2 separate regions of the Homo sapiens genome follow, and region 1 is linked to region 2. A link is a loop called in an ENCODE intact Hi-C map of the cell type or tissue named here. Cell type or tissue: tibial artery. All regions are shown on one strand. Links, peaks and the distances in the headings refer to the core of each region. The heading gives the core; the rest is flanking DNA. Region 1 overlaps MAML3 (mastermind like transcriptional coactivator 3). Region 2 overlaps MAML3 (mastermind like transcriptional coactivator 3).

Region 1 (10,033 bases), core at 1,115-9,114, 110 kb after region 2:
TGAACATCCTTCTGAAAGGAGGAAACATGAAGCAAATTATAGTTCTATTAATTAATTAATTAATTTAAAAAAAATTTTTTTAGATGGAGTCTTGCTCAGTTGCCCAGGCATGGAGTGCAGTGGCACAATCTCGGCTCACTGCAACCTCCGTCTCCCAGGTTCAAGAGATTCTCCTGCCTCAGCCTCGAGAGTAGCTGGGATTACAGGCACCCACCACCACACTCTGCTAATTTTTGTATTTCTAGTAGATATGGAGTTTCACCACGTTGGCCAGGATGGTCTCAAACTCCTAACCTCAAGTGATCTGCCCGCCTCAGCCTCCCAAAGTGCTGGGATTACAGGCGTGAGCCACCACACCTGGCCATAGTTCTACATATTTATATTTTTCCTCCTTGCATTGGGAAACTAAAGAGTAAACAACTCCCATCCCCCCAAAAATCCTAAGAATACTAAAAAGCATTTAGTCAAGGTCTAACCATATATAAGAAAGTAGTTAATATTTCCCAAATGACCCCAGACCAAAGACTGAATTCTGCATTACTAATACCATGACCTTCTTATTTAGTGCCATTTATAGGCATTCAAAGCCAAAGAGAGGAAGTCAGCAATATATTAATTTTCTTAATTGTTATGTAAATGTCTCAGACTGACCTGTAAAATGTATGTACTCATAGAAGGTGTAATTCACTCTAAGATACAAACTTACTCTCTAAAATTGCAGTTGGTAAGCACTCAACATGGAGTTGAGAAAATGTTTACAAAATGCAAGACAGGTGTTTGGATTTATTTCAAATGTATTAATAAAAAATACGATACTCCCTTGAATGATGAATACGGAGTGTATGGCAGTTAATTTTGGGAAAAAGAAGTGCATGTAATCACTTACATTTTTGAAGTGAAGGTTAATCTGCAGGAAACGGGAAGTTAAGATGTGTAATTAACCCAAAGGTACACAATAGAAAGAATGGGAGGCAAAGACTAAAGAGGGAGCTTGAAGGAGCTAGCACAGAAATGCCTGCAGAAAAGGCAAACAGCTGAAATGTCTCTTCTTTAGGCTTTTTCACTCATTTAACCATCACAGACAGGAGCTCTACTCATGGGTCTGAATGTGCCCAAAGATGGTGTTACTCAAAGCATGGTGTCTGGACTTGGTTCTCATCCTTTAAACGGTAATGTTCCACACCCACAGGGCACAGAAATTTAAAAGTGCATGGTGAGAGGCCCACAGCAATCTGTAATTAAAGGAACATTCGAGCACATGATCACTTTTCTAGTAGTACATTTTTATTGTATTTTCTAAATGTAACAGTGAGAAATGGATTGGAAATAGAAGGAGAAGAAACTGGTCTTTCACCATAGGAAGTTTGCAGAGCACCTCTAAAAAACCTACCCTCTAAAATTGCAGTTGGTAAGCACTCAACATGGAGGTAAGAAAATATATGAAAACTTCCCGTTGTTCGGTTTCCACTCCAACTTATGTTTTCCCAATGCAGAGGCCTGCCTGGTTAGTATAGAAACTGATGAAAAAAGGCAGCAATGATGGCTATTTTTGCCTGAAACACTGATTCCACTAAAACCAACACCTGGCTTTATACTGTTGTGCTATTCCACATAAGGTAAAATCCCACTCAATCTTTTTGCTTGTTTGTATATAAAAAGAAATTCTGAATTGAGCAGGCGTCTATATAGAAAAATGGAATCCATAGTTTTAATTATTAAATATAGCCAAATATTTACACATCATTAAACACAAAATATATGAGCTGTTAGGTGGGTTCTTCCCCCTAACCCCCATGCCTTACTATGAAGGAAAATGTTACAATGCATAGACCACATTGCATTCTCTCACGTCTACTTTACTTTCTGTTTGAATATCTGTGGTTATAGCAACATCACTTTTTATCTGCTAAAAATATTTTAGGCTTCCTCTGCCTAGATTTTTCCCTCTGGAATTCTGTTTATAAGAGGTATGGGTATAAAAAAGAAAATAACATGTCTTTGTCAGGAGATTAAACACATTAAAAAAAAAACAAATATACATACACATTTGTACATGAACACAAAATGTAAACACACATCTACAACCTACACCCGAAGTTCCACAAGCAAAATCCTCATTAACTCACTGTCTTATCACTGAGAAGAAAAATAGTATATCCAAGGACCATAAGACAACACTCTCCTTATTTACCAATATCGTGCTTACTGAAATAAAGCTTTTTAGGTACTTCCTTGGTTATATTAAGCAAGTTGCTTTCAAGTTCAATAACATAAATGCAAAATTCACTAAATATGCAGGCATTGGTTGGCTGAAGAAGAGAGAGCACTGGGATTGGCTGAGCTAAGGGAGAAATAGATGAGGGAGGAATAAGTCAACAGTGCCCCAATTTGAGAAATTCTGTGAGTAAACATTGAAGTCTCATTGGCATGATTTTATCTAATGGCTTTAATATGTAGCCGCTGCTACAAATGCTGGGGTCATCTAATGGGGAGGGTAGGAAACAGACCTCACACTGCACAACACCAGAGGATGTGAACCGTCTAGGCTGCCCGTAGATCTCCATAAACAAGGCCTCTTCCCATCAAAGGCCACTGTGGAATGTAGCTGGAGTTGTTTATGCTTCTTTCTTTTTCTATTAGGTTTATTTTCCTGATGTTAAACCCTGTCAACTTTACTGCCCAGAAACCTATCTTCAGAATAGGACCTTCTGCTTTGAAGACTCCTTTTAAGAAATGTCAAGGGGCAGTAAACATAAAATAGGATCCATAGCACCACCAATGACACAAAAACAGGGCCAAAGCTAATCAGTCTCCTCCATAAAACACACACTCAGTCTTTTCTCCCTCTCACACACAGTAGCAGACCAATAAGATCTGCGGAGTGAATGTAAGCAACAGAGTAGGAAGCAGCTGAAAAGAAAGAATTCCTGCTGCGTTCTCCCCTTGTGCCTCTTTCACAGTCAAAGGGTTCAAGGGAAGAATGTTTTATTGCACACTGCTGTTCACCACTAGCAGTGCAAGTTTATTCTGCCCAGGGGCTCAAGTGGGACGAATCTGGTCATCTCCATATGTTCTCATAGTGAAATTCTTCTCGTTTTCCTTTCATTTTTCAGGCCTCGTCTAATTTAAAACAAACCACACAGACACACTGGCCAAAGCAGCGACTGCCTCTGAGAGGAAGGTGGGCCTGCAGTACTGGCTGGGACCACCTCCACATCTGAAGATGCTGTTTGCCTGTATTTGCTTCCCAGCGTCCTTCCTCCCTGCCTGGTTGCCTGTTGGGCCTAACATGGAGCTCTGCCCACAGTAGTGTCGTTACTATGGCCACTAGCCCATACCAAGGCATGGCCTTTGCAGTCCCCAGCATACAGCTCCCGACCTCACAGGCAAGTCCATCTCTATTGCTGTCAGGAAGTAAAAGTTCACACGGGGCGGGCACAAAGTCCTGCTCATCCCAAGGCACCAACGCACCCCCACCAGGCTTTCCCCAGAAGGCAACTCAACCACTCTAGGATTTTTTTTTTTTTTAAATAAACTGTATTAGGAGCTTGTCAGAAATCCCGAAGTTGGAGACCACTGTGAAACTCCTGGGTCCCACCGGGGCTGAGCTCGTACCAGTAGCCCTAAATTCAAAAAGAACCAGGGAAGGTTCTATTTACAAGTGAACTGGACTCATGATGCTCCACCAAGGAGGCAATCCCTGAAAACAGGCAAGGTTCATCAGCAACTCTAACCGCTCAGGGTGTGCTATTACTACTTTTTGAAAACAATCGTCTGATTATACAAACATGTATATAGTGCTTAACAGTTTACTCTGTATTCTTTCTATGAATAGTTTCATGTTTACAACAAATCTAGGAGGGAAAAGGATAGAAATTATTATCTCCATTTTATGGAAAAGAATCGAAGGCTCAGAACCTAGCTAGTAAGTAAAGAACCGCAAATAAAGCTCAGGTCTTGTCTGTCTCTTTCCACTACATTACAGCTCACCTTCTGAAAGAAGCTTCATCTTTGTGGCATCTGTAAAACATTTCCCCTATCTTTCCCCACATTGCCCACTCCTCTTAGGTGCTGGAAGAAAATGCCCACTACTTTTACACATATAACTAATACATGGTTGCTGCTCTGCAAATGATTTCTGAATAAATGAGCACTCCCATGCATGCCATTCCAATGCACAGTCACCCTTCTTGCCCTGGGCCAGATTTAGGGAGGTCAGGAGCATCTAATATGGAATCTTAAGTAGTCAGAAAAACAGGAAGGAATACAGATGGATATGTTCCTTGTTTGCACATAAATGCTATTTGGGCTTCTCAGACCTGACACTTGAGCCTTTCCTGAACCGTGTGCTTTTCCTAACATGCAGGTCTGCCTGTCAAATTTATGACATCATGCTACCATCCACTTTTCTGGCAACTCCAGTTATTCTTTAGTTTTACCTCTCAGTCTAACCAGAAGGTTCCCCTAAGTTTCCCCTGTATTAACTAGGCCAATTGATGTTTTGCCAACAGCAGGGTCTGGGTATTTTATTTTGTTTTAGATCCACTTGCCATTCTCTACCTCTCTCCCAGGCAGTTTACAAGCATTTGGCCCACTCCACTCCTCCTCCAGGCCTTAAGTTCGCCCCAACACACTGACTCCTGTAGGCTACAGAAAAGCCCAACGGCAAAAGAAACACCCTAGATTGAAACACACACGCGCGCACACACACACACACACACACACACACACACACACAGAGAGAGAGAGAGAGAGAGAGAGAGAGAGAGAGAGAGAATAATGGAACTCACCCTCCTGCCAGCAGAGAATGGCCAACCCCATCTCCCCAGTTCTGGTTATTTCTAGAAATCTGAAATCTATAATATGTCACCATCACTTAGCACTCAGTAAGTATTTATTGGATGAATGCATGAATGAATGATTACTATTATCTGATAATATGCACGTGAGAGAAACTTTATCAAACGCTTTCTGAAAATCTAAATTACTAGACAAGCAAAGGGCCGATGACTACTCAGGGATTTACCCTTTAGTGGCAGACACAACTTTACAGCCAGGCCTACTTGTCTTGTTACAATCACTTAAATATTTTATTTGTTTACAAAACTCTTCTCAACTATTTTTGATGGTTTGTTGCCACGTGCACAACCTAATGTGCACGTATACACAGGGAATGAAGGTATGAAACCTGGCACACTGCCACCCTAAATATCAGGCAGGCTCCTCAAAGACAACAGTAATGCTGTGTATTTCTTTATACATTTTCACTACTAGATCAGCCATTTGAAGGTTTATTTATTCCTAAATTCTTCAACTTCCTGTATCTGAGTATTTATGTCTCAGATTTCCCCATTACCTCCTTTCCCACCACTTTATTCCTAATATTCCACTTTTCACCTCGTTACTATGAAGCACGACCTAACGCCAGCATTTATTTCCTGACCTCCAAAATGAAACGACTCATAAACAAAACAAACAAAATGGAAAAAATTTTAGCAACTATTTTTGGGCCCCAGAAACAAAACTTACTTTTCCAAAGAAAGAGAATCCTTTAACCTACTTTGAGGACTAACAAATGACTTGAACACATTGTGTTCAAGGTTTTGTCAAACGATGGGAAAAATACAAAGGTCTAGTATTTAAAATACTACCTTTTTTTCCCCTACAATGCATCACCCTAGTCCAATGTAACCTTAAAAACATCGGGGGGCGGCAGGGGAGGATAGCTATAACGGTTTACATTGGGTTATAGTCCTTGTTGTGGCTGCTGTTGCTATCATTTGGTGATAATTTGGAAATGCTCCCCTGAATATCCCCTCTGATGCTTCTGGCATCCCAGTATCTGCCCCCAGACCACAGTGAAGCTGTTAGCAGGATGTGAACAGAGTTCACAAAATCAAGGGTTTGTTTACATACCAGCCACAGCACGAAGAAACAAATAAGGTCTAAATGCCTGTTGTCTCATCTGTTTTTGTGTTTTCCTTGCGTATTTCTTCCCAAGCTCTTAACAAACGGGTAATGGGTAGTTAAACATTTGCGACCAGTTACTCATCTTGCTTTGCAGTCATAGAGCTGGTCTAAGTGGAGCAGCCAGTAACTTCAAAGGACACCCTAGTTTGGATCTGTTTCCCAGGGGACAGAGCGCAGGCCCCAGGGCACCCTCATAAAACCCGAGGAGGGAATTACTCCATTCCCCACCCCTGGTTACCTGAATCACACTGTGCACATGTACAGAAGCTAAAAGGTTCTCTACTTTGCCCCCATTTGACTCAGGAAAAGGAAAACAAATGATAGATACCTGCACTGGTTCCTCCCACTCGCTACGAACTCCATTCTCTGCGCCCTTATGCAAACCTCTTAGAAGGGTCAGGGCAGCTGTTTCCAGAGCTGCTTGGCCAAAACGGGCAAACACATGGGCATGAAAAGAATTCTGAAAATACTTCCGATTGCTTTTCTTGTCTCTCACACAAGAGCATGCTTAACCCACGGGTACCTTTCAATGTTCATGTATAATAAATACAGTTTCAAAATAAAGAATAAGACACCCAAAATCCTACCTATTGGGTGTAGCTGCTGCCTTCATTAGTCAAATTTTCTCAGAGACCGTAGCTCCAGTTGCACTGAAAACCGTCGTTTTTTAATTATTTTATATCTGTGGCCATTTGTCCTACAGATTTCTTCTTGGCCTCTATCATTTTTGCCAGTGGAAAATTTATGCTTTCCCCTTTAACTACTACTGGTCTAAATTTACTTTAGTGAAGAAAATTTTGGCTCTAACTAAAACTCATGTAAACTTTCCATTTCACCGTGATGTTTTCTTTTCTTGGATTCAGCACAAGTCTTTTCTAATCTAAGAAATGGCTCTTACAGGCCCTCCTCAAATGTTTGTTTTCCAATTTAAGAGGATCTCTCTGTACATATACATAAAACATTAAAAGCTTCAGTGATGTGTCCAAAGTTGCTCTAAGGCGGGAATAGCTGATCTGACCCTCCACCATCCGCACATAGGCGCTACCTCACAAATGTGTCTGGGTAAGACCCTGCCCCATCAGCGTCCCCTGAAACTTCTCTTCCTTGAATCTCACTTTGATAAGCACACATGCTTGGACTCAAACAGGTCATCTCCAGTATCCATTTCTTTCATTTTCTTTTGTCCCACAATAGAGTTAAACAATACACTGTCTCGTCGTCCAAATGCTTCAAGTGGTTTTACATGCTTTATTCCAACGATCTTCTCAGTATCAATGTGAGAACAGAGAGGATGAAGAAATTTCAATCATTCTTTAAGGGAAAAAAAAAGGCATTTAAAATATCAATTATTTTGCGATCAGCTCAAGATCTTACAGGTATGGCAGAATCAGAACTAAAGTACCAGTGTTCAGACCCTCACGAATATGGTGAATTCATCCTCCTACTCTCTCTCATAATATAGAGTAAACCTAAATGTAAACTGAACCACTTAAAGGTGGGGTGGGGTGAACGAGAGAAGAGGGGAAGGGGACCATGAACATTAAACCATTTCACTAGAAATTTTCTTTGTTTCTAACCTGTCGTAGGAGTAGAGAAAAAAAAGAGAGATTTTAAAAAGAAATTTTCTTTCTTTTAAGCTATGTCCCTATTGCTCACTTTGAAAAAAGAATGAAAATAGGCCGGGCACGGTGGCTCACGCCTGTAATCCCAGCACTTTGGGAGGGTGAGGTGGGTGGATCACCTGAGATCAGGAGTTCGAGACCGGCATGGCCAACATGGCGAAACCCCGTCTCTACTAAAAATACAAAACTTAGCCGGGCATAGTGGTGCGTGCCTGTAACCCCAGATACTAGGGCGGCTGAGGCAGGAGGATCGCTTGAACCTGGGAGGTGGAGGTTGCAGTGAGCTGAGATCGTGCCATTGCATTCCAGCTTGGGCAAGAGTAAGACTCCATCTCAAAAAAGAAAATACAAAACATTCTCCTACCAATCCTTACTCAGAATTGAAATTTTCTATTTTTTGTGTGACTCTTTTACTAGTGATGTTCTCTTTTACTAGTAATCAGAGGGTCCATGCTATCTTATATATCCTCTCAATGAATATGACTTCATATACTCATCCCTGCCATAGCATCCCATTCTAAAGACATTTTTGTCTTACGAAGCAATATTTGCCTTGACATTCTGTTATTTGGGAATTTGCACTGTTTCAGTTTCACTGGAAATAATGCTACCATGAGAAACTTTATTCTTCACAATGATTTGGAATTTCCTGTGGTTTCTACGCTACGAACAATAAAGTTTTACCTCTTTTTAATTATTGTGAAATTCTTTCCTGGATATATTGTACCCATTTACAGAAACATCACCAAAGTGTAAGTGAAGATGTTTTTCCACATTTTAATCAACGCTGGGTTTAAAACTCACATTTATTTTTTTAAAGTGTCTTAGGCATATAACTTCACTTTAAAGTTGTCTTAATATATGTTCTTTCAGCTCCTAATGAGGGTGTGTACTTTTCAGGGTGATAATTTATCATCTATATTTCATCCTGGGTCTCCTTCACTACTCACACTGCCTCTTTTTAAGCACTGAATCATGTCATAGGTGGAGGAAGGGGCCAAAAATAATTGTTTAATCATAACTATACAACCAACTCTTTACGATGAAAAACAGAATTCTCTACTTCAGGAAAATGAGATTATATTTAGCCTTCTGAAAATGAGTAACAATCAAGCATAAATACTTGTTAACAGGTTCACACATAAGCACATGAAAACAAAATTGGCCAAGCTGAGGCAGGAGGATTGTTTGAGACCAGGAGCTCGAGATCAGCTTGGGCGACATCGCAAGACCTCAACTCCAAAAAAAATTTAAAAAATTAGCCGGGCATAGCGGTGCACACCTGTAGTCCCAGCTACACAGGGAGGATCATTTGAGCCCAGGAGTTCGAGGTTATGGTGAGCTACGATCTCACCACTGCACTCCAGCCTGGGCAAAAAAGTGTGATGGGAGGGAGGAAGGGAGGGAGGACGGGAGGGAGGGAAAGAAAGAAAAGTAAGGAAGAAAGGAAGGGAGGAAGGAAAATTTACCTGGTCTAAGAGGGAGAACCCTTTCCCTCCTCTCTCCCCTATCCCCTTCTTTCAGACAAACCCCAATTTCTCCATCATGACAGGGCTGTCCAAAAAGTCATCAAGATGTAGTCTTATCCTTTGAATGATTCTCCTTCTTATCTCAACAGTTATCTCTATGTCCAAAACACCTCTTCCTTTCCATTCCCACTGCTCCACGGTTTGGGCCTTCCTCATTTCTGCCCAGACTAGCAAACTCATGTTCCAGCTTCTAGTCTTTGTCCTATTCTACGTGGTACTAACAGAGGAACTTCCTATAGTACAGCTCTGACCTTGTTTCTGCAGTGTACAAAATTCTGAGGTGCTTTATGCACTGACAAACCATATCCCAACTGGCTCTCACCAAGAAAACGCATTGCCAGGAGCTCTTCACTGGTATCTCCTTTGGTATTTAAAAGCTTCTTAAGGAATGTGAGTGTGCTTATCATAGTGCTTAGCAAGACTCTAAGAGTACTCAAAAGAACTAATTTAGAGTTTTCTGTGTACTATTTCACAATACCCAGTCATCAGATGTAAGCTGAGTAAAATCAGTATCTTAATTGTATCTCCCACAGTTCGGTGCTTTCAGTGTGGAATTTCTACAAATCATCATTGAACAAATGAACTACGGAACCAATTGCTCTTTATTGAATCCACTGGTTGAGTGCTCTAGAATAAGCCACCTAGAAACATATTGGTATTTAAAACATCAATGACAAGGAAGATACTAATACTCAAAATACTCCCACAAATTTGTTTTTGAAAAGAAATTATTGTAAACACAAAATAAATGACAGGCCTTCAGGTGAAGCTCTATTATCATATCATACCTATGACTGACACCAGCAAAGATATGGATGTGCCTCAGGAAGAAATGTGTTACCAAGACACTAATCCATATACTTTCTAAAGAAATTGCATGTCCTAAAAATATAATCCTTCCAAAATTGTTAT
Region 2 (10,033 bases), core at 1,383-9,382:
CATAGGAAACAGCTTCCAGACTCCCCTTCAAATATTCATAGGGCCTACTGTAGATGAGAAAAGCATGCTCTACCTAAACACATGCCTCCCCTATCTATCTCCTCAACCTCGCTGCCACTATAAACATTGGCAGCCCTGACTATACCGGCGATTCCGCACCACTGACTCACAAAAAAGTGTTTCCAAGGTGAAGCACCTGATGGAGTAGACACATGTTAAGTAACATATTGGAGTTCCTAAAATTTTGATAGAAATATAAATAAATCAAGTTTTCAGACCTTGATCTGCCACTAACATCTGACCTTGGGCAATATTCAACAGCATTTGATGAAGATTTTTCATTAACTACTGGGTATGAGGTCAGTGGGTTATGAAAGATACAGTCCCTGCCTTCCAGATATTTGCCATCTAGTGAAAAAGGTAGACATAGAAACACGAGCTGCAATCAAAGCAAAGTACAACTATTGTCAGAGAAGTCTGCAAATGAGTGTTGTGGAAATGCAAGGAATCAATAATTAAATTGAACTGAGAGGATTAGAGCAGGCTTCACGGACAAGGTAGCATTTGAGTAGAGCATTGGATGAAATTAGTTGGATTTTGATAGGTGGAGAAGATGAGCAAGAAAACACAAGCAAAAGCTGGAAGTAGGAAATGCTTGGCAGCACACAAAGGCAGGAGAGTAGCCAGGGGGATTGAAGCACAGTCTGTGGAGGACTATGGTGACAGGGAGGTAGATGGTGGCTCTGAAATCATGGTAGGGACTTTGGACTTACTGTGCAGGCAGTGCAGATCCACCCAGGGTCTTAAGAGGAAAATGGAGCATGGGTTTTAAAAATGGATCAGACAATCAAGAGATTAGTAAGCAGAAGGTGATTAGGAGGACGCCCAAGCAGTTTAGGTAATAGATGATGAGGAAAGTCATTCAATTTCAGGGACTTAGCACCATCTCCTTTTCTCCAAATGAGGGAACAAGGTCAGCTAGAGAAGCAACAAGCCTAAATATCTTGAGGCGGACTTAGGGGCTCACTCTCCTGAGGTTCTAACTGCACCTGGTACATGATCTTCATCACAGCAGCTCCCATTGAATTTTCACAGTTCACTTTCATGTCTGTCTTCTTACCATTAAAAGTGCCTTATAAGCAGGGCCTATGGCTTTTCACTGTTTCCAGAGGCCTAGAAGAGCACCTAGCATATGGCAGTCAGTCAAACATCCCAATCATGCTACTCTATTTGTTTTGATTTCCAGAGAAAGATATGGAATCGCCCATAATCACAGATGAGAAAATAAAAAATCCAAATTTCCTGTCTCTACTGTTAACTAGTTCTGTCTTAGAACTAGAAAGCCTTAGAATTATGATATGTGTCTATGTATTAAGGACCGAGGGGTTAGTTTCACATTCTTTTCATATCCCAGTTTTCCTTTCTAGTTCTCAAAAAGTGGAACCACCAGCTTCCAACCTCTTTATCTCCTCTAATTACTAACTCTTCTCACTGAGTTATCTCCTCTAATTACTAACTCTTCTCACTGTACCTTCTGGGCTACCTAAACTGCACTGCAACTACAACTCATCACGAGCCTCCCAGGCCCCTCTCAATCAACTCTCATTTGGTGATTGTGGACTAAACCACAGAAAGTGTCCAAAGGACTCTCTTTATCTCCAGCTCCACAGATTCTGTTTCAAATGTCAACTTCCCTCAAATTCTTGGCTGCACACCAGGTATAACTATATTTAATGATATTGGTATCTGAATGAACACAACAGAACCTTAGAGAATAAACCCTCAATATTCATGAATTCCCAAATTCAGAAATACAATAGCATATAATTTGCCTTGTGCTTCATAATATAAATATGACTGAAAATGTAAGGGATCTCCTCAACCCCTAATGACTTATTTCCCTCTTAAGGAGTGATTTTTGCATTAGTCATATTTTGCTCTGAAATAATTTTAATTTTTTTTCTTATTTTCATATGGTAAATTCATTCATGGCCATGACTTAACCACTCTTTAATCTGGTCAATACTTCCATTTTCTGGGTTAGGTAGAATTACTTTCTTAGTCTTCTTCACTTCCATCTCTGATACTAGCACTTGACTTTCTTTGGGGAGCCATTTCTAAAGAAGACACCTTAAAAAAAATCACAGTGTGAGCATTCCCTGGTCCAGACTTGGAATGGACCTTTCTCATGGCCCTATGAGATTGGGAGGATCAGCAGTGGGCGTGGCTCATTCACTAGTGGACCCACTTGCTCTCAGAACCCATTTTAGCTTGTAAATTCAAGATTCAAATTTATGCTTTGGCAAAACTACAGATTTCTTTCTATCTCACACTTTTGATGTTCTTTTAAATACACAAAATGCTTTTCTTTTTTTTTAAAATTTCCAACTTTTAAGTTCAGGGGTACCTATGCAGGATGTACAGGTTTGTTACATAGGTAAATGTGTGCCATGGTGGTTTGTTGCACAGATCATCCTGTCACCCAGGTATTAAGCCCAGTATCCATTAGCTATTTTTCCTGATCCTCTCCCTCCTTCCCCCACCACTCTCCACAAAATGTTAAATCTGCAAATACCAGGTGTCTATTAAGGAACCAAATAAATCTTGCCCTCTACAGTGGTAGCCACATTGGGCAACATTTCTAAGGTTTATTATAAAAATATATCCAATCCTTTGTTCAAAATGTCCTTGAAGTTCAACTTTGAAATGACCATCAGAACCAGTTTACAAGCCTTATCAGAAAACAGAGGCCCATGACTTTATAGTCACATTTTGTTTTTGACTCAGAGATGCATCACTCCATGTGATCAACAACCACCTTAGCCACTAGACTTGGCTCCTTATGCTTTTTTCACTTCCTGCAAAGTCAAGCCACTAAAATAGTTGCCACCAAATAACAGTAATAGCAAAAGTGTGCTAAAATGAGAGAAGGTTTTGGGAAGATGGCAATGTTCCATATCATAATTGTGATGGTGATTATACAAATGTATACATTTATCTAAACTCACAGAAGTATGCACTGAAAATTAGTGAATTTTACTTTATGTAAATTATACCTCAATTAAAAGTTTTAAATTGTGAATTCTGACGACAATTTGCAAAGAGGAATTATCCATATCTTAAGTATGAAAATAAATGAATGAAGCTTTTGATAATTCTAAAGGAGCAAAACAATAACAATCATTTAGATTAGCTAGAGAACTATACACTTATAAACAAAATACAACACAGAATACATTACCTAGATTATGCACCAAAAATACCAGGTATTTCATTTTCTCTTTCAGATGAATATACTACCTGGATTCTCTTTCAGTAAGACTGTGTTTCTGATGAAGTTCATTGAGCCATTTACATTTTATCTTGGATTTGTGACCACTGATATTCAGCTGTTGGATGACTACTTAGAGTAAGAATCCAGTGTTTAGCCATAAATCAAGCTACTTGGCTCATTCAGGTGTTTCATCCTTCTTCTTAGCATAGTGAAATCATGCTATGGTCAACTAAGTTAAGTGACCCAGTCATAGGGCCAGGCCGTGGGTCACTAATATTGGGCTTTAAAAGAGTTCTCTAAAACCAGCAGGATTTCTCCAACAAGTCATTTCAAACCTCAGGAGCTTTGTTTTGGCTGCAGTGCATGAATAGCAAAGGCAGGCTGAATTCGCTTTCCCTACTTCAGTCCATTGTTTAGGTCACATGCAGGCCAAATTCAAAACAGTGCTGAATCTATCGGCGAAGATTAAAACACTGGAAAGTCATTATTGATTCGTTTGGGCGGGTCTACGTCGTAAAGGTTAAGTGTAGTAAGTGTAGGTTCTGGACCACAGACTCTTGGAAACTCTTTGTTTCCTTGAGCAGTTATTACTGGAAGGGAGCCTTGGCATCACCCCCACAGGGAGCTATATATTCAAGTCAGGCCCCAGTCAGGATATTTCTTGGTCAAAGGATAAATGAGGTCTCCTAAAATAGTCCTGACAGGCCACCAACATCTGTGAATACCACAAGTTCACACCTGTAATCAAAACCACTTATTCTCCAAAAAACAAAAACAAAAACCAGCTCAGAGGATGGGATGCTGCCACAATTGTCTCTCCCTTGGAGACAAAGAATGGTCAAAAACCACTTGCTTTGATAAATCTTGCTGAAGCAACAAAAATAGCTGTGTCATGCAGAGATGATAGAATTACCTTTCACCATTACATCAGAACAAAAACCTCCAAGAAAGGCAAAATTTCTCATTCTCCCATCTAACTACATTCACAGGCAAATCCCTAAAATTCAAGCCAAATTACATACAAGTATTTTACATAGCTTTTTGCATTTAGAACATCTGTTAATTCAAAATGTGGTTGATGAATTAACGGCCTACAACGTTCCTTTAAAACCAAACCACCTAAAAATCAATTTATTCTTACATTTAATAGTTTTTTTTTTTTTTTTTTGAGACAGAGTCTCGCTCTATCACCCAGGCTGGAGTGCAGTGGCGCTATCTCGGCTCACTGCAAGCTCCGCCTCCCGGGTTCACACCATTCTCTTGCCTCAGCCTCCCGAGTAGCTGGGATTACAGGCGCCCACCACCACGCCCAGCTAATTTTTTGTATTTTTAGCAGAGACAGGGTTTCACAGTGTTAGCCAGGATGGTCTCGATCTCCTGACCTTGTGATCTGCCCGTCTCGGCCTCCCAAACTGCTGGGATTACAGGTGTAAGCCACCGCGCCCGGCCATTTAATTGAACTTAGTAAGTGTCTGTTACATGAGTACTATGTTAACCACTATTATAGGAGATTTTGGAGAAGTATAAGGCATGTTATCATTCCTTAATGTACTTATAATTTCATTGAGAAAGGCAGTGTACACATTAAACAGCTAGTTGAGCGAATTTGGCAATATCCTAAACATTGCTGGGCTTCTATTTCCTCACTGGTAAAATGAAGGAGTCAGAAGAGATGATTCCCGAGACTCTTCTAGGTCTCAAGTTCTATAAACCTTTCAATGCCTACGTAGAAAACAATCCAAGATAATATATGGTGAAGTCCAGATAATATATGGTCAAGTCCATATATTATATTGTATTTATTGATAAATAATCAATACGATAGGAGGTCAGAGAAGAGAGAGATCAATTTTGAGGTGGCAAAGGTTTTCTGGAAAAAGAAACTTCAGCTTGGACTTGAAGGACGGGTAGAATGTGAAAGGGGCAGGAGGTGGTCACTGTTTACTAAGAGTGCAGAGGGCTTGTGCAGGGTGACTGGAAAAATTCTTGATTAGGGACAGGGAAGATGAGTTTGTATTTGTCTCTGTGGATAAAGGGATTATATGTTGTCAAGTGGTGGATTTAAGTAGGGGAAGTGATATGACGACTTGGTGACATGATCCTATTAACCTGCAAGTCAGATCACACCATTCTCTTCTCAGAGCCATCCAGCAGCATCCCATCTCTCTCAGATAAAAGCCAAAGTCCTTGCAAGGGCTTGCAAGGCTTTGCAGCATCTGCTTCTTCCACCCCTATCAACTGTCGCCTTATGTCCTCCTCTCCCACACCAGCCTCCTCAGAGTCTTCCTCATATACCAGGCACACTTCAAGCATTTTCACATGCGTTTCCTCTGCCTAGACTGCTCTTTCCTCAGGTATCTCCATGTTTGGCTACTCCTTCATGTAATTGCTCAAATGTCACTTTTCAGTGAAGCCTTCCCTATCACCGTATCTAAAATTGCAGCCTACCCTTTCCATACACACAGGCTCACACATGAACACGCGTGCAGGCATGCACACACACACACCCCATATACCTCCTTATCTCCCTTCCCTGCTCTACTTTTTTCATTACATCTACCATATTCTACCATGTGATATGATTTATTTACTTTCTAAAATGTCTCTATCCACTGCCCTCCTCCCTTAGGTAGTATAAACTCCATGAGGAAAGGGGGTTTTGTCTGCTTTATTCACTGCTGTATGTCTCAAGCCTAGAACAGTGTCTGGCCTAGAATAGGGGCCCAGGAACTATTTGTCCAGTGAATGAAGGCATGAATATAATGAAAAAGGTGTGAAGTCATTAACCTCACAGATTGAACTGCAAAGTGGAGGGCCTAGAGGTTATGAAAACTTGGACTAAAGGAAGGCAATGGGAAGAAAAAAGGAGCTGACTAGGAGAGACTTCATCAAGAAATAACAACCAGGGGCTGTTAACTATCTCAGTGTTCAGGCCTGGATTAAAGGAAATATATTCACCATGGGAATTAGGAGAATGTTAGGGGCAAAAGAGGAACTGAAAATGTACTGAAAATAAAATGATGCATAGTTTTATAAACAAATATCAGTCAGATTTAACTTCAGTTGTTTCCAAACATAATTGATTGCTATTTTCTTCCTGCTTACATTTCTGAGAATGGCTAAAAGGAAACTAAAAAAGAAGGAAGTGGGAAATGTGTAACGTGCCATACTTTCCTTTTAAGGCAACTTCAGCCTGAATGCTGGGCAAAGCCTCCCACATTTCACAATTTGTTCTCTATCAGCTCTCAGGAACACAAAATACAGGAAAGACAGATCCTGTTCTTCTGGTTTTTTTTCTTTTCTTCTTCTTCTCTTCATTATGTTTTCTCCTCCCCCAAAAACAGTAATCAGAGCAGATGACAAGAAATCTTTTTAACATCAGCCTTGGTGTAATAAGCATCTTGGAAATGGAAAAAGCAAGAGGGGATGTGATGAAGTCTTTACCAGTCTGTGCAGATGTTAAGACTTTACTAGAGCCACAGCAAGAAAGTACTATTTATGTCAGGTTAATATCTTATTCATACATTTCTTTAGAAATTATGAAGGCATAGTACATTAACATCCAGTCATCCAATATTACTTAGAATCATAGGTGATACCTTCAGGAAAAAAAAGGTGGATGATCTTATTTCCTGATTGAAGAAATCTCAAGTACAGTTGAGAAGCCATATGTGGTTAGTATGTACTTAAGATATGAGCTTTAAAAGCAAGTCCTACATTTCTGCAAATTCAAATTTTACTATTACCTCTTTTAAAATTCAGTGTTTTTTAGAGGCATTTGCTTAATTAAGTTTGATTCTATACTTATTTTTCTGCCTTTTAAATACATACCCTAAATTAAAACTAAATCAGTGGTTCTCAACTAGGGTGATTTTTTTTTCCCTCCAGGGCACATCTGGCAATGTCTGGAGATAGTTTTCACGACTGTGGGGAGAAGAGGGTGTCACATCCATTAAACAGAGGCCCAGGTACTATGGTCTGAATGGCTGTATTCCCCCAAAATTCATATGTTAAAACCTGATCATCAATGTGCCATATTAGAAGGTGGGGCTTTTAGGAAGGGAATCAGGTCGTAAGGGCAGAGCCTCATGAATGGGATTTGCCCTTATAAGAGTTCCTGGTGAGCTGCTTCGGCCCTTCCACCAGGAGACATGCAGCAAGAAGGCACCATCTATGAACCAGGAAACAGGCCCTCACCAGACACTGAATCTTGATCTTCAACTTCTCAGCCTGCAGAACTGTGAGAAATAAATTTCTGTTGTTTATAAACCACCCAGTTAATGGTATCTTGTCATAGCAGCCCAAATGGACTAGGGATGCTGCTGAACATCCCAGAGTACGCAGGACGGCCCCCGCCACAGAGAAGAATCTAATTTAAAATGCTGATAGTGCCGAGGGTGAGAAACTCTGGCCTAAATCATCTCTGATAGAGATCCCCAAATTATGATAAAGCAATAACCATTTTAGTCCAAGTGTGTCCTTCACATAAGACTAAGGAGTGGAAGAGTGGAGCTCTGCAAATTGCATTGTTTAAAAATGCAGTCAGACCCTACTTTGGAACATTCTGCCCTTACTGGTAATACTAATTATGAACATATAGATTAAGTCTCCAGATAAGAATTAAAAGGATGTTCTGGCCAGGCGCGGTAGCTCACGCCTGTAATCCCAGCACCTTGGGAGGCCGAGGCGGTTGGATCACCTGAGGTCATGAGTTCGAGACCAGCCCAGCCAACATGGTGAAACCCCGTCTCTACTAAAAATACAAAAATCAGCTGGGTGTGGTGGCATGTGCCTGTAATCCAAGCTACTCAGGAGGCTGAGGCAGGAGAATTGCTGGAACCCAGGAGGCAGATGCTGCAGTGAGCCAAGATCTTGCCACTGCACTCCAGCCAGGGCCACAGAGTGAAACTCCCTAACAAAAAAACAAAAAACAAAAAACAAAAAAAAAACAAAAAAAGGATCTTCTATGCTCTTTTCTGTTCCTACACAGAAATTACAGGAAATTCATCACAGAATCAGTGAACACCAAAGCTGAAAGGGACTGCAGAAGGTAGCACAATGGATCCTCTCACTTTACTGATGGGAGGGGAAGTGGTGCAGACTGAGGTCACAGTCTTGCTTTCAGGCCCCAGCTGGTCAGTTTCAGAGCTTGGATTAGAATTCACTCCATCCCTCAGGTCTGTGCTCCTTCTCCTTGACTCGGAAGCAAATGTGAAGAATGGAGCCCAAGAAGGTTACAAAAAAAAGTCTTTGGACCAAAGTCTCTCTCTTGATTTCAGCCTCAAAGGAAGTGAGCTAATGTGGAGATGCATGGCACTCCTGGCTCCCCATCTTTGGGAGTGGTGAGCCTCCCAAGCACAGGAAGATTCAGCACCAACTCTAGCTGCAGATCTATCCCAAGGCCCAGATTGCATTAGCCAAGACCTCTCCAGGAAGCCTGTTGGAGTGAGCAGAGAAGAGCCTCAACAGGTGGCAAGTGGTCTCAAGTGCCACTTCTCTCTGAAAGGAAAGTCCTGCAAAAATGAAAATCTGCAAATGCTTTAAAAACGAGTGGCAGAGGATGGCGTCTCTGCCCTTTCTCCTCCTGGGTAAAGGGCAGTTGACCCTCACTATGTCTTCCAAATGCCTCCCATGACTTCCCAGCATCAACCACATCAAAAAAAAAGAGAGAGAGAGAGAGCACACAACTGCGCTAGGCATTCACAACATTCTCTTCCTTCAGGGGCTCCAATCTGGGCCCTGGCAGGTTATCAAAGAGACTTGGGTCTCTTTGTCCCCCATCCCTAATCTGTCTTGGTGTCTCTCTTTGGCCCTCCCATGGATGACATCCCCCCCAGAGACCTTGCCAGTCAGCCTGCCCACCTGGCCTCCCCACAGAACTGGCTATATAGCAGGAAACGGATTTGCCACTTCTCCATTTCCAGATGGCACTGAAACAAGTACACATCCTCCTTTCACTTTCAAAGAGCTCTATGACTACTTTCAAAGAGCTCTATGACTACTTTCAAAGAGCTCTATGACTAGTTACCTTAGAGAAACTGACAGAACAAAGGAACAAGCCTGCTTATGTGGTACTAGTAAAATCATAATATCAGCCACTACTTATGAAGCATTTTGTATGTGTCCGGCTCTGTATTAGGTGTTACACCTGCATTATCTACAAGCCTTTCATCAATCCTGCAAGGAAAGTATTAGTTTTACTCCCATTGTAAAGGTGAGAGAACTAAGGATTAGAATGATTTGAGACCACAGAACTTGTAAATAAAATTTTAAACATTTTGGTCTAAGTTGCCTTTCTCTTCAACATGCTAGAAATGAGTCTAGACTTACCTGGCTCATAGCTCCCTCTTTAGCTCTTTTACATGGCATTCATTTAAACATGCCTTCTCACATTTTTCTGCTTGGAGGCAGAGCTTGTCCAACCACCCCTCCATAGACACCACTGCCTCCCAGCTCCATTTGCCCCTGTCTGCTGAGCTCCTTCTATACTGTCCACATGTGTTCTCTAGTTGCTGCTTTAGCTCTATCCATGCCCAGCCACTAACAGTTGGGTTAGTGGTTGCTACGGTTTGAATGTGTCCCCTCAAAACTTCAGGTGTTGCCAATGTGACAGTATCAAGAGGTAACAGGGCCTTTAAGAGGCCATGAAGGCTACTCCCTCATGAATAGCAGTAAGGCCCTTATAAAAGAGGCTTCCCACAGTGTTCAGTTAGCTTGATCTTCTACCTTTCTGCCATGTGAGGACACAGTGTTCCTCCC

Evidence for each region. Peaks named below come from ENCODE experiments on the same cell type or tissue, not always from the same donor. Only the 100,000 strongest peaks of a DNase experiment are listed, where the experiment ranks them.
Region 1: a loop joins it to region 2, with 2.2 times the contacts of the local background. A loop is called at or near these places in 1 of 110 quality-filtered maps.

Annotation. Positions count from the first base shown.
Region 1 is chr4:140,079,231-140,089,263 of GRCh38, forward strand. The region is part of intron 1 of MAML3 (mastermind like transcriptional coactivator 3); the gene reads right to left. Among named protein-coding and RNA genes, the nearest start is that of MAML3-AS1, 44 kb to the right of the region's middle. In tibial artery, for the core only: no CTCF peak of the experiment used is centred there; no DNase peak of the experiment used is centred there; H3K4me3 peaks cover 1,985 bases; H3K27ac peaks cover 6,365 bases.
Region 2 is chr4:139,969,682-139,979,714 of GRCh38, forward strand. The region is part of intron 1 of MAML3 (mastermind like transcriptional coactivator 3); the gene reads right to left. Among named protein-coding and RNA genes, the nearest start is that of MAML3-AS1, 150 kb to the right of the region's middle. RefSeq lists an enhancer at 9,424-9,473. In tibial artery, for the core only: no CTCF peak of the experiment used is centred there; no DNase peak of the experiment used is centred there; H3K27ac peaks cover 7,496 bases.